2 separate regions of the Homo sapiens genome follow, and region 1 is linked to region 2. The links are chromatin loops, found by intact Hi-C in ENCODE. Cell type or tissue: pancreas. All regions are shown on one strand. Links, peaks and the distances in the headings refer to the core of each region. The heading gives the core; the rest is flanking DNA.

Evidence for each region. A loop is a pair of places that touch in the nucleus more often than their neighbours do. Peaks named below come from ENCODE experiments on the same cell type or tissue, not always from the same donor. Only the 100,000 strongest peaks of a DNase experiment are listed, where the experiment ranks them.
Region 1: it touches region 2 in a loop (2.3-fold over the local background); 5 of 110 quality-filtered maps call a loop at or near these places.

The regions. Positions count from the first base shown.
Region 1 is chr14:101,632,226-101,639,305 of GRCh38, reverse strand. It overlaps LINC02320 (long intergenic non-protein coding RNA 2320), which reads left to right. Exons shown (of 6, transcript NR_184269.1): 2 at 3,818-3,990; 3 at 4,627-4,863; 4 at 6,191-6,400; 5 at 6,720-6,893. Among named protein-coding and RNA genes, the nearest start is that of DIO3, 74 kb to the right of the region's middle. In pancreas, for the core only: no CTCF peak of the experiment used is centred there; a DNase peak (open chromatin) is centred at 4,355.
Region 2 is chr14:101,179,764-101,187,410 of GRCh38, reverse strand. No RefSeq gene overlaps it. Among named protein-coding and RNA genes, the nearest start is that of LINC02285, 63 kb to the right of the region's middle. RefSeq lists enhancers at 3,030-3,662, 3,663-4,296. In pancreas, for the core only: a CTCF peak has its summit at 3,954 (motif pointing left); no DNase peak of the experiment used is centred there.

The DNA of each region.
Region 1 (7,080 bases), core at 1,604-6,603, 450 kb before region 2:
TTGATCATGTAATTTAACGTGGATGTCAGATCTGCACGCAAACTTTCTATACCAGAGGCTGTGAATAATGCCATGCATTACTGGCATCTCAGGGTTTTCTAGAACAAACTCTTGGTGGAGAGCTGTTATTCCTTCCATCATTACAGCCACATCTGTATGCAACACAGCAGGGCCTCCACCATGAGCTATGTGTCTCGAAGTATTAATTGTCCAGTTTGAATGGTTCATTCCCAGTAATTTGTTTTGGGACTACTCAAAAGAACAAACAGTGTCCTCCCCAGCCTTTTTCTTTTGGGATTCGAATTAGTGCTATTAACTGAGCCCAATTAGTAATGTATTAATATATAGATTCATCAATCTGCAATGAAAACTTCTTTTGACTTAATAAGACTTTGGATTGGTGTCATCTTTGTCATCTGACATGTTGTCAATTCGTTTACTAATAATATTATTTGAAAATGTCACCTTTTCCATTTCCTTTGCTTCATTAGTCCCAGACACAGTGTTGACAATTTCCAATCAGGCTGTTAGAATGAGCGATTCTGCAATTACGTGAGTCATTTCGGCTTTAGGTTGTAATCGCTGGACCTTGTAACCAGCTCCTTGGGCTCCATCGGATACTGGGGCAATCGATCTTAGCCAAGAACTTTGTTTCTTAATTCGTGCTTGTGGATGCTTAGAAAAGGTCACAGCTTTTTTTTCTGGGCAAAAAGCACATTGCGTGGTGAGGTGGTGCCGGCCACTTGGCGCCCTTGCCTCTCTGGATAATTCTCCCATCCAAATAAGACTTTAAGGCAGAAAAGGGATAATTGTCAGGAGCACACGAATCCCAATGTGTGATAGTTCTCATTATGTTGCCTAACTAACGACTTAGACTTTTGGGGGGAATTATTGGTTGTCTTGTGACTATAACTTTCCAGTCTTAATTAAAATATTGTCAATTACAGAGAACATAAAAATATCTGTAAAAGTACATCAATTTGGATATGAAATGCTTAAGGAGACCAGAGGCCTTTACAGCTTCTGAAGATTGATTTTAAAAAGGCTGTCTGCATTATTAAAAGTTTAAAAATAAACAAAAATAAAAAAATTGAAGCATGGACTAAATAAAATAGGATGTATTAAAGTGTTGATTTTCATTTAATTCAGGAATTAAATTGCTGAAAATGGCATGCAATGTGACTATTATCTACACACATGTATAATAATGAACCTTTTTAAAAGATAGATTTCCTGGTGCTGTAAATGCTGATAGTCCCTCATTAATGTATTGATTTGCTTAAAGTATGTTAAATTCCTATTTTAAAAAAACCTGGCTGGGCGTGGTGACTCATGCCTGTTAATCCCAGCACTTTGGGAGGTCAAGATATCGAGACCATCCTGGCCAACATGGGGAAACCCTGTCTCTACTAAAAATACAAAAATTAGCTGGGCATGGTGGCGGGGGCCTGTAATCCCAGTAACTCAGGAAGCTGAGGTGGGAGAATCGCTTGAATCTAGGAGGCGGAGGTTGCAGTGAGCCGAGATCATGTGACTGCACTCCAGCCTGGCAACAGAGTGAGACTCGGTCTCAAAACAAAAACAAAAACAAAAACAAAAAACCTAACCATTGTTTTTAAGTTTCTAAAACAAATTGATTTAAATTTCTGAAATAATAATTCATTATGAACTTTTGTTAAGAATCAGACTGGTGGCTGGGCGAGGTGGCTCACGCCTGTAATCTCAGCACTTTGGGAGGCCCAGGCGGGCAAATTACTTGAGGTCAGGAGTTCAAGACCAGCCTGGCCAACATGGCGAAACCCTTCATCTACTAAAAATATCAAAAATTAGCCAAGCATGGTGGCGCACGCTGGTAGACCCAGCTACTTGGGAGGCTGAGGTAGGAGAATCACTTGAACCCAGGAGGAGGAAGTGCAGTGAGCCAAGATCATGGCACTACATTCCAGCCTGGGCAACAGAGGAAGACTCCCTCTCAAAAAAAAAAAAAAAAAGGAATCAGAACTGGCTAATTGTAAATATCAATTAACAAAATCAATTATGCTTTATTTGGAAGCACCTAACACTAACAGTCATTACCACTAAGATAAAGAAACAAAATATAGACCTCTAAGGCGGGAATTAAAATAAGAGCTAATCAAAAAGAAAACTAAATATCTTTGCAGAATAAAGAACTTCACTAAAAAAGCTGGCAGCTAGATGAAATCTGACTGTTGGCTGATTGATGGGAAGGTCAAGGTCATGCCCCTGGGTGTAGCATCTAGGGCACTCTCTGGAGAGGGGCTACCCATACAATCTTAGGTGCCAGAATAAGAGTGACTGAATTTAGGATTCGTTACTCCCAAAGAGAAAGAGTCACTGAGAGAGGTGTCGGGGCCAGCTACAGTGGAGTGCTGGCCACCATCTTGGTTCCATTTTGCATTTGAAGCCAGCGCTGAGGTAGAGAGGTAGGAAAACAGAGCAGAGAGATGGAAGGCACCAGGGTCTTTGAGGACCACACCCAGCTACCACACACCCTGAACCCCATTCCACTTCTAGACTTCCTGTTAGATGAAATGATCCATGTTTTTATGGTTTTAGCTTGAGACAGGTTTTATGTTCCTTGTGGCCAAAGACATTTAAACTGAGGTGATCCTTGATAAATGTTTTCTCAATGGATAGATGGAAAGCTGAACGAGAAGGTTATTAAAGGATTAAAATAAAGGCTATGTACGCAGGCAGGGCTGGAACCCCCTCCCCACAAGGGGTGCCCGGTGTGGGCTGGGGTGGGTGAAGGAGCGTACGGGGCTGGCCCTCACCGCCAGGTATGTCAGAAAGTGCCCCCGTCTTCACAGCAAAGGCTGCTGAGTGAACCAAAGAGTTTTGCAAAGTTTTATTATGATTCAGAAAGGAGTGACAGTGACGGGGCGGCAGGGATGACTGATCACTCTCAGCTCAGACAGGTTTCATCTTCTGAATGTTCAATCAGAGCATGAGTGATTGGTGGGTATTAGAGGCGCTCTTTTAAAGGTCAGTGCGGCAGACAGAAGTCCTCGTGGCCCAGACATGTGCCTTAGTAACCACAGCGGAATTCATTAACTTGTCATGGCTGTCCCAGAGCCTGTCAGCTGGCCTTCCACAGACATATGTCATCCTCAACCACATCCACGCTGGCCGGGCCAAAGGAGGAAGCCACACAGGGCCAGAGTATGGGCAACTGGGGAAAGCAAGGCCCAGCACCCCATCCAGTTCCCTTCACGTTATTCTCACAGTAGCCAGCACTTATTGAGCGCTTACTGTGTGCCAGCACCCTGGCAAGTCCTGGATACTTAATGCTCACAACCTCCTTTGGAGATGTACCTGGTGAGTCCCATTCAAGGAAAAGGAGGCTCGGGCATGGCCCTGGACATACCAGGGACAGAGCTGAGGTGGAGTCCAGGCTCCCAGCTGTACCCAACACTACTCACCACCAGGGGCCCACGCTGGGCATGGGACACACCCCCACATAACACAGCTGTAAACACGTTCCCAGTAAAGGGGGACACACATTTTTGGGGGTGTGGGTGGTTTAAGCAAATCCCAGGGATTGCCTGCTTACTCCTTCTAGGGCCAGGGAAGCTGGGCTGGAGGAAGCTGTCTGGGAGCCCAGGAGGCAAGCAGAAAACCGCCAGGACCGCCCCACGCTGGGGGAGCAGCAGGCACGGCCCCTACCAACACCCCCTGGCACCTCGCAAAGCTAGAGCCCGCCCGGTCCCCTCCCCGGAGCGCCCTGGTCTTTGGTTCGTATTCAGCACATCTTCAGAAACAGTGATAGAAAAATGCTGGTTTCTGACTCCACCAGCTCACGGAGGAGATGCCAGCTCACGGAGGAAAATCTGGAAGGTGTTGAAGCATAGACGCTGGAACATAAAATGACTCATGATCTCACTGGGAGAAGGGCTGGGAACATCGTGGGCTCTCTTCTCCCCGCGCTCCTCTCTCCGGGTCTCTGTTTCCCTCATTCCACGATGTTTAGTGAGTACCTGCAGAGGGGGCTTCCCGGGATGCAGGGCTCAGGGCAGGGGTGGGGGCGAGCGTGGGCGAGGCAGAGCGGGCGAGCGCGGGCTGGGAAGGGCGCCCCTGGCGGGCGGCCCGGGCATAAAGGCTTTTGAGCTGGCCTCGCGGGCAAGGCAGGAGGACTGCCTGGGGGAGGCGGCCATACGCCCACCCTAGAGGAAAGCGGCCACCAACGCTGAGGGTCCGGCCCCCACTGACCCTCTGAGACCGAGCCGCCTCGTGTACCAGCGAGGCCACCCGCGCACCTGGCTTGGGCTCCCAGCCCCGCGCCCCTCCACGTCGGAGGCGCAACACCTGTACCCGAGCCTCGGACTCTGAGAACGTCTGGCCTTTAGATAGGCCTCGCGCTCCCAGCGCTGGGGAGTCCTGCATCCCCTAACCGGTGTCTCTCCCGGATGCAATGGAGGTGAACCCCTGGGGTCTCGCGGATCCCGAGTTCAAAGCGACCACAGACTGCTCTGCTTCCAGGACATCCCCTTGGACACCCTCCTCCCCCGCCCAGGCAACCCAAAACCAGCATGTCCCCAGACACACTCCCCTAGACACACTCCGCAACGCCCCAGACCTGCTCCCCACTGAGTCCTCTGTATCCAGGAACCATCGGCGCACTACATCAGACTAGAGGTCTGGGGTCACCCGACCATCCCGCCACAAGCCCCTCCGAGGCATCACTGTGTCCAGATTTTGCAAACTGCACCTCCTGAAGGGGCTGGGGTCTGTCCACTTCGCCCCATCTGCCGTGGCAGCACTTCCTCCGTGGTTCGCACCCCCACAGCAGCCTCCTGGGAAGGCACCTCCCTGGGGCCCCTCTCAGTCCACGGTGTGGATATGGTGAGTTCTTAAACCATGAACTTCTGATTTCACAGCTCTGCTTGAAGCCTTCAATGTCAGGCTTCCTGTTGCTCTTAAGATAATGATCAAAACTCTCAACAAAGTTCCCCTGATAAATGCTCTCAACGTGCCCCCCACCACAGCATCCCTAACTGTAATGAATACATCATTGGTCCTCACGGCAGCGGATTAATCGTCTGTGAGTGTTGGTTTAATCTTTCTCTTCTGGAGTTTAGCTGTCACTGCCATATCCCCAGCACGGAGCACAATGACATGTTTATATGTAGAAAATTGAGCGAAAAATAAAAACAGCTAACATTTGGGTACTTATTATCTTCCAGGCAGCAAGCTATGCATTTTGCATATATTAGCAAATCCATGAGGCAGGTGCTGTCTTCATTGTACAGGTGAGGAGCCTGAAGCTCAGAGAGGTGAAGGAACATCCTCAAGGCCACGCTCTGAAATCAACAAAAGATACATCAGTTTATTGTGGGAAACATCAGAACATGCAGAGATATTAACAAAGAGAAGTCACTCAGAGATGACTGTCATTAACATTTTGGTGTATTTCTTCGTAGACATTTTCCTATGTCTCTGCATAGTAACATACTGTCCAGAGTGCTTGTAATCTGCTAGACGGTTTGATGAGACCAAGTTTTCATGGTATTAGCCACGGCAATATTTGTATTCATATTTTAGGGTATGGCTGAACTGAAATTTGCTTTTGCTCAACTCAGCCCCTCTTGTGAACATTAGGCACTTTGCACTTCACCTGCTGAAAACGTGGTAGTCATAAACACGCTGGTAGCTCAATCGTCCCACCTATCTTTACTATGTTATTCATTCCTAGCAGTGGGGCCTGGGTCAAAAGTTCTGCAGGGTTTTAAGGCTTTGGATCAGTGGTTCGGGATTGTCCTCTGGGACGGGCTGAGAAGCACACATGCCTGCCGGTGGTGACAAGCATTCCTTCCTAGTGCAGAGTCAGGTCTGCACCTGGCACCCCCTACCCATCCAGGTTGGGTCCCTGGCATTCAGTTATGTGGAACAGACCAGAAAAATTAAAAAAGAACCCCCTCCCGCATCTTCCCCGAAGGACCACTGGCCTGCTGTCTCTCCCCGCACTCCCCCACTGGAGTTCATACCCACTGAATCACGACCCCCTTGTGGCTAAGCCCTGGTGCGCCACCCTGCAAAATCAAAGGTGGTGTCTAGGCACAGAAATGGCTCCGTGACCTATGTCCCCTTTGTTCTAATCTAGAATCCAGCCAGGAGTATGCGTGTCAGAAGCCAGGGGTGATTGTGTTTTTTCTCCTTCCTCTTTCTTTAGGTCAGGAAGATTCCTGCAGCTGCTGAGTTAGTACTTTTAAGAAAGTACTGGATTCCCTCTCACAATGGGACTTTGATTTTTTTAAGAAAAAGGTTTCATAAGTTTTCAAATAACCTGGAGCAGTTGAGCAAACTTAATGTGCAGCGTGGTCCCTGCTGGCTGGGTTTGAGGGGCTGGGTCTCTCTGAGTGGATGCTGGTGAGGTGCAGAGGTGAGTGAAGGCTTATCCGGGAATGGAGGAGAAGGGGACAGCCTGGGGAATAAAAAAGAACTTTCCGTGAGACGCTGTACCTCAATGCTAGATAATGCCAGGCTGGGCTTTTGCTAGTCTTAAAAACTACATCACGCATGTTATAGGCAAAGGCCGGCAGCCCCTCCCAGGGAAAGCCCTTTGTTTGAGTCCATAGAGACCCCCTATTGCAAGGGCCCCTTTCGTGATTTTTGAGGGGTCTGCAGGAAAAGAGGGCAGAGGTCGTAGTTTGGGGATCGCTGGTGACCATGCACCAACTTTTTTGTTGTTTCCATCTCAGGAAGAAGAAAAGGTGCCTGAGGGCCTGTGTGGAAGGCCTGTCACACAGCACATCCTGGGAAATCTGTCCAGGAAGCAGCCAGGCGGGCATCAGCCAGGCGGGCATCAGCATCTTCACTGTGCAGATGAGAAACTGAGGCCGCAGAGGTGAAGGGACATGCCCAGGATCACTAAGGCAAGACGGGGGAAGAGCAGAGATCTTGGGCATGATCTCGGCTCACTGCAACCTCCACCTCCCAGGTTCAAGGGATTCTCCTGCTTCAGCCTCCCAAGGAGCTGGGATTACAGGTGCCCGCCACCACGCCCGGCTAATTTTTGTATGTTTAGTAGAGACAGGGTTTCACCATGTTGGCCAGGCTGGT
Region 2 (7,647 bases), core at 1,342-6,341:
CCCACTGTCACTCAGTGAGTTGGTGACACTGTGGGGATCTGGACAGACCCCAGGGCACTGACCTCCCAGCACAAGGCTTTTTCTACCATGCACCTTGCCACGACCTGGCCCCAGCAGACCCCCCACATTCTCCTCCCAAGAAGCGAGGCCAACTTTCAGTTCAGCTGAGGTCACCCAGAACTCCCGGTGGCTTTTGTCACATCCAGCCTTACACTCCCATCAGTGCCAATGTCCCCAACCAGCCCTACCACCAAACTAGCAATCTTCTGAACCCCATGCTGTGAAGAACAAAGGACCAATTCAGCCTCCTGGGCAGGGAAGGGGTCTCATTAAGGCCCTGGGAGCCAACGTGGGGGCTGAGGTATTGTTTTTAATGGAATAACAAGAATTTGCTGTTATGTGTTAGATTAAAGGCTTTATCCTGGGGAATTAATCGGATTGCTACTGGCCTTGAGTCGCATAGCCTTTGACTTCACATCCTCAGAGAAGTCACAGACCAGGGCTGTGAAATTGGTTCATTTCTCTTTCTGGTATTTAATGAAGCCCCAGACAGCCGTGGCACGGCATCTCCTCCCCAGGGCGGCTGTGAATTACCTCTCACCTGCACTGGCGACAGTCTCTGAGCACTCACCAGCCCACCCCCCTCCTCCGCTAATCCATCCAAGACACACTGCCAGATTCATCCTCGGAAAACATAGCTCTGGTCACGAACTGCTCAGAAGCCTGGGTCTGCCCACCGCCTCCAGAATAATCTTCAAATTCTCCCATCCCCTGAGCTCCTGTTTCAACAAACTTCAACTTTTTATTGGAGTATAATACACAGGTGGAATAGTACATGGATTGGAGGTGTACATATTGAATTTTCACAGAGTAGCGGTGCAGGCCTCTAGCCATCCCCCAGAACAAGAAACAGAACCATGCCAACGCCCCAGAAAACCTCCCACCACACCTCCCTTCCGGTTGGCAGCCTTCTGTCCCAGGGGTGACAATTACTCTGCTTTCCACACTATTTTTAAGTGGTTTTTACATTTTTATACATGAAATTATACAGTACGTTGTGTATGCTTTTGTGTTCAATATGCTTTAAAAAGGTGGCCTCTCCTTCCAGCTCTGCATACCCCACACAGCCAGGAAATAGTAGGCACCTCCCAGACAGACCCCACCATGCGACCCTGCTCCTCTGGGCATCTATCATGCCTCAAATCCTTGACTATCTGATCAGGAGCCCCCTTTTCCAGGAAGCCCCTCTGGATTCCCCTGCATGCTGAGAGCTGCTTCCTACGGGTAGAAACTTCCCCCGTGTGAATCTCTGGTTAGACCGGGAGCTGCTCAGGGATGGGGACTCCTGGGGGTACCTGTCTAAGGACTTGCCTCCCAAGGGGAAGTTTGTCCATAAACAATAGTGCTTGCCAGTCCATTATGAGTTCCCGTTTCTTCCTCTATTGTAGTGTATCCTGTCTCAAGGCATGAGTTTGCTTGTCATTGTCATCATGGATTTCAGATGGTGGTATAGTCTCCTGGGAAAGAGAGGGAGGAACCAAGAAAGAAGCCAGGAAGAGAGGGAGGGAAAGAAGAGGGTGGCTAAATGTTTGAAGGCCTACTATGTGCAAACCCTTGTGGTCACTATGCTGCTATTGCCTGGTTCCATCGTCTCAACCACCTCCTGAGGTGAGTTCAATTTCCCTACAAGCTGTGTGGCCCTGCACAGGTTGCTTGACATCTCTGAGCCTCTGTTTTCTCCTCTGTAAAGTGGGGATCATGGAACCCACCTTGCAGGCTGCTGTGTGGACAGGTGATAGTGAGGCCAAGAGCTGGCCCGGGGCTGGGGGCACGGGAGGCCGCCAAGTCACAGCTGTGATCACAACCTCGATGTCCTGTCTTTGCATCTCACCTTGGAGGAAGGAGGAAAGCCAGAGAAGCTCTTCCCACCCCGGGAGGAAGCTGGGCAAATCTCAGCACCTCCTTCCTCCTCTTGCAGACTCTGCTGGGTGTGACCCAGTTGAATATCTCTGGAAGCCCCCGCAGCTAAGCAGGGGCCATTCCATTTCTTCCAATCTTGTCCAAGGTGAGGGTCCAGCCCAGGGGGGAGGACTGGGCCATGGTGGCTCTGGGCACCCCCGGCACCCCTTCCCTGAGGTCTGCATATCTCCAAGAGGAAGGGACACACTGGAACTGCCTGGGAGCTGGCAAGAGGTTTAGATCTCTGCTTGGCACAAGACACAGAGGTCCGGTTGCTGCTCTGCTGAGGTGAAAGCCGGGATCGGTGGGGCCTCGGGTGTAGTTTCTAAGGAAACGTCTTTCCGCCACACCTTCATTGTCGGTGACTGAGACCCCAGAGTTCTATCTTCCATCTGGCAAAAATCTGTGAAAGTTAGTTCCTATTTCATACCCAACAAATACCCTAAAGGGACTGAAGATTTAATAAATGACAAATAGCTAGAGCATTAGAAAAGGGAAGAAAAATACCGGACCCTCAGATGGGGAAGGCTTTCCAAGCAAGATGCAAAATCCAGATGCCGTGAAGGAAAATAATAACCAATGTAAGATCATGAGACCACTGAGTGCTGAAAGACACACACACATACACATGTACACACACATACACACAGGCACACACACAGATGCGCACACACACACACACAGGCACACACACAGATGCACACACACACGCACACACACAGATGCACATGCACACACACACGCCACACACACAAACACTCGCACACACACACACACAGACTAAAATTAAAAGATAAATAACAAACTGGAGGAATATAGTTGAATGTTTCTGATAGACAAAAGAGCAATACCCTTAATAAACAAAAAAGTTATAAATTAATTGAAACAACTCTCAATAGGAAAATGGACAAAGGCTCCAAGGAGGCAATTCACAGGAGAGCAGTAAAAATAGCCAGAAACATCTGAAGAGTTTCTTGACCAGAGAATTTTACATTACAAAATGAAACAATGAGATGTGGGGTTCCTTTTGCTGCTGACATCGGCCCAAGAGTTCCTGTTTGACAGTAGCCAGGGCTGACAAGGGTGTGAGCAGCAGGTGCAAGCCTGTGCATCCACGCCGCGTGCGTGCCTGTCTAGGGAGGGTGCTTAGGAAGAATCTTCCACGATGAAAAATGCAGCAACCCCCGGACGCAGCCGTGGGTTGTAGGGATCCGGCAGGACCTGCTGCAATGTCTTTCTCTGGGTCTCAGCAGGACACATCTTGTCCACGCATGCCTGTTCGTCTTTAATGCTCTCACCTTAGATCCCATAAAACTGGGGCACCCCCCCCATCACCCATGTGAAGAGAGGTGGGGCCCAGGGCAGGTTCAGTGCACGTGGGGCACTCCTGCTGTGACCGCTCCCTGCAAAGCCTTTTCCCCTGCTGGGTCCACCTCATTCTGGAGGACACCCCCAGATCTCAGGCCATGCATGTGTGTTCAGGCCTGGGTGCAGTCACAGCTCTCAGGGTGGTCGCAGTGGCAGCTGCTGGGTCTGGGGTTGGGGACCTTGGCCGGGCAGGCTCCATGAGGCTCTCCTGTGCATGAGCTGACTCACATGCGTGCTTGTGGGGCCTGTCACACCGGTTCTGGGGATGGCAACCCGGGATGAGCGCCCCTCAGCCTTTCCATGGGGCCCAGAGCCTGCCAAAGGTGGCAGATACTTCAGGCCTGGAGTGGGGTTGCTGCCGGCCTCCCAGCTGCTGACAGCCTCCTGGGAGAGACCTATGCCTTCCCTGCAGGTGGCCGCTGTGCTAGACGCTCACATGTGTGGCCTGGGCGGGCTGGGCCGGAGGTCCCGGGCATCCCTGCCCCGCGGTCCTAGTGTGAAGGCTGCACTGCCCACCAGGTGGCCTGGCTCCAGGACTGGAAAGAGAGGACCCTTCCTGCCCAGGGTTTCTCTCCAAGCCCACAGCGCCTGGGGAAAAGCAGCCCCTCGTCCGCAGCCGCAGCTCATGGTGCCCCCTAGCGGGATCCGGGCTGGCGGCAGCTGCATGAGCAGGGCTTTGGGGTGGGTGGGAGCAGCCTGGCTCTGCTGTCCCTGCAGCCTGGGCCTGGGGCCTGTTGCACAGGGAGATGCCCCTAGAAATGAAAGGAAATGAGAAAGTGAGGAGGACCCCGGGACCAGAGATGCAGAGGAGGGAGGGAGAGGGGCCAGGGGGAAGGAAAAGGAAGAAAGGGAGTGGGGAAGGAAAGGGACAGAGACTCAGAGACTGAGAAGGGGGAGGATAGTGGAAGAGGGGAAGGGAAGAAGGAGCAGGGGTAGGCAGGGAGGGAAAGAGGGGAAGGGGAGGGAGGGAAAGAGGGGAAGGGGGGCAAGGAAAGCCCTGAACCAGGGCAGGGAGAGACGGAGCTGGAGAAGATGCCAAGGGTGTTCCCCACCCCTGACTCTTCCATTCATCCTGAAAGTGATTTGGACACACATCTGCCTCACTCTCTCAGGGAAATGGTTTTCTTGTCTATGAGTGGGTTTGAACACCTGACCCCTCCCTGCCCCAGTGCATCTTGCAAATCCCTTAAACTTGTCAGGAGACATAGTCGCAGCCTCTGCGATGGTCTCTGGAGACTCTGGCCTCCTGGTGTTCACACCCAGAGTAATCCCCTCCCCTTCAGTGGGAGCTGGTCTTAGTGATGGCCTCTCATGAGTACGATAAGCAGACATGATGGGACATCACTTCTAAGATCAGGTTTTAAACACCATGGCTTTCGCCTTTGGGTCCCCCCTCCATTAGATCTCTCACTCTGGGGGAAGGAAGCTGCCATGCTCTGAGGCTGCCCTGTGGGGAAGCCCATGTGGCCAGGGACCAGGGCCTGCCCATAGCACATGTATGGACTTGGGAGTAGAGCATCCCCACACCAGTCGAGTCTCTGATGAGACCATAGCCCCAGTCAACAGGCTCATCACAGCCTGTGACAGACCCTGGGACAAAGGCACCCAGCTGAGCCATCCAGGTATTCCTGATGCTCAGAACCTGTGAGATGATGAATGTTTTTGGTCCCCAGCTGCTAAATTTTGGGGTTATTTGTTACACAGCCACAGACAGCTAATACAGGAGCCCCCCAGGGAGAACAAAGGGGTCTGCCTCTGAGGGAGTGTGGGCACTGGCCGGTCACTCTCTGGACACTCTCTGGCCTTGGGAGCTCTCTTGGTTCCAGCCTTGGGGTTCCAGATGGGGAAACAGGCCTGGAACAGGGTGGCATTTGCCTGAGGTCTCCCCTGCTTTGGTCAGGGGCTGGAGTGCCTTCCTTGGCGGGCCTGACTTTGGGACTTAGAGACACTAGGTCCTCAAGGGCTCTGCTGGGGGAGATATGCTGCAGGCTGTTGGTGCAGTCACAAGAGAAGGTCCTTGGACCCTGGCAAGGGCAGGCACAGGGCAGGTGCTGACCAGGAGGACAGCATCCTTCGACCTCCCCTGGCCCCTCACTCTCCGTTCCTCATAATGGAAGTGATTTGGGGAAGGTAGGGTTGGAGGGAGTGGGGCTGGGGTCAGGGCAAGGGTATGCACTGGTCTCTGTGATTTGGCTAAATGGTGGTCCTGCAGGTGGCTTAGAAGGCTTAATTCCCCACCCACACCTCCCACTATAAGTGAGGAGCTGGGGCCCGGGAAGGAAGGAAGTGGCTCAAGCTCACAGCAGAAGCTCTGCAGAGTGGTGAGCAGGGCCACTGAAGCCTCCAAATCCATGGGCCCTGGAAACAGCTCCCCACTTACCCCACAAACCCTCACTACATCTGGAGACCAGAGCTGGCCAAGAAGGAGAAGGAAGTGGGGAGCCAGACATGCCCACATCTGCACCTCAGGTCTGAGGCTGATGGGTCTCCCCACTTCCCCACACATCCTCTTTGGGCCCCAGTTCTGAGCCATGGTGAGCACTCTGGGCATCACACTCGACAGAAATGATGATTTAGGCACACCAGATAAGACACAGGGTGCCTGATTAAGTGGGAATCCCAGACAACCAATGAATAATTTTTAGATATAAGGATATTCATGCAATATGTGGGATATACTTATACTAAAAAAGTATCTATTGTTTATCCGAAATTCCGACTTCACAAGGCATCCTTTTTCTCATTTGCAAAATCAGGCAATCCTATGACAAGGGCAGGCAGGCTCCATACAGGTGGCTGTGAGCCTCTGGCTTTGGGCCATGTCACACTATTCCTTAATTGGGTATGGGAGTTAGGGACTTAGCAGGGAAGAGCTGGAGTCTGATAACTAAACACCAGCACCTCTTGTTGATAACTAAACACCAGCACCCCTTGCTGATAACTAAACACCAGCACCCCTTGCTGATAACTAAACACCAGCACCCCTTGTGATAACTAAACACCAGCACCCCTTGCCATCTTGGGCTGGATTTCAGCCCTCACCTCTTCATACCCTGGGCCTTGAGCAGGCAACCAGCAACACAGCCCTTTGAGGACAAGGTGAATCGGGATATCTTGAAGGGTAATGAGCTCCCTGTCATGGGAGGTGTGTCAGGACTGAGAATGCGATAGCGGGAGAGGAAAGGAGGGCATAAGCCACTCAGCTCACCAATGGGTCTAGAAAGAAGTTACCGAGGACTCTCCTGGGAGGGGTGCCCTTGGAACAGATCTTGAGTGCCGGGGGGGGGGGTGACCCAGAGGGAGCAGGGAAGGGAGGTGCAGGCAGGAGAGCAGGCCCTGCAGGGGCTAGAGGAGGTGCAGAGAAGGGTGTGGCTGGGAGATGGTGACCAGAGGCTGGATGAGTTTCCTATCGCTCCTGTAACAAATCACAACAGACTTAGCAGCTTGAAACAACGCAAACTTTTCTGGAATCAGAAAGTCGACATGGAGCTTACGGGGGTAAAATTGAGGTGTGCTCAGAGCTGGGTTCCTCTGGAGGCTCTAGGAGAGAATTCCCTCCTGAAGCTTTTCCAGCTGCTAGAGGAGCCTGCATTCCTTGGCTCATGGCAGCATCATTCTAATAATATCTTGTCCATTGTCACATTTCCTTCGCTGACCCTGAGCCCTCCCACCCACTGACCTCCTTCTTACCTTATAAGAACCCTGCGATCTCACTGGGCTCACCTACATAATCCAGGATCATCCCAGATCATCCCCCACCTCAAAATCCTGAATCACATCTGTAAAGTCCTTCTGTCACACAGGGTGACACATTCACCGGTCCCAAGGGCTGGGACATGGGCATCCTTCAGGGGCATCCTGTGATTTTCCCAACAAAGGCAACTGCCAAGCCTGGCAGCGGCTAGTCAGAGGCAGCCTTGGAGCCCAGTTTCAGGGATGCAGGCCTTTTCTTGAGGCCCTGCACCTCAACTGAGTAGGGCCAACTTCAGGCCCTGCTGGTCGAAGCCAGTGTGGGTCAGGGGCAGCCTGAGCCCCCTGTGACCCTGGTGTGGCCAGTGGAGGTGGGTGGCTGTGTGCTGGGACTGACCCCCCGTAAGTGTCAGCAGCAGAGCTAGGGCAGGGAGGGGGCGTGGGCAGCTCGCCTACATGGGCAAAGCATGTAAAACACGTGCTTCACATTAAGGCTGCAAGAGTGTGATTCCCATCCCAGCCTGGCACACCAGGGACGCCTGCTGCACGCAGTCCTGGCAGGGTTCAGCAGCTGCTGCAGAATTCCGAGGCTGTGAGCACTGCCTGTGGAGAGCAAGGCCTTTGATGTTG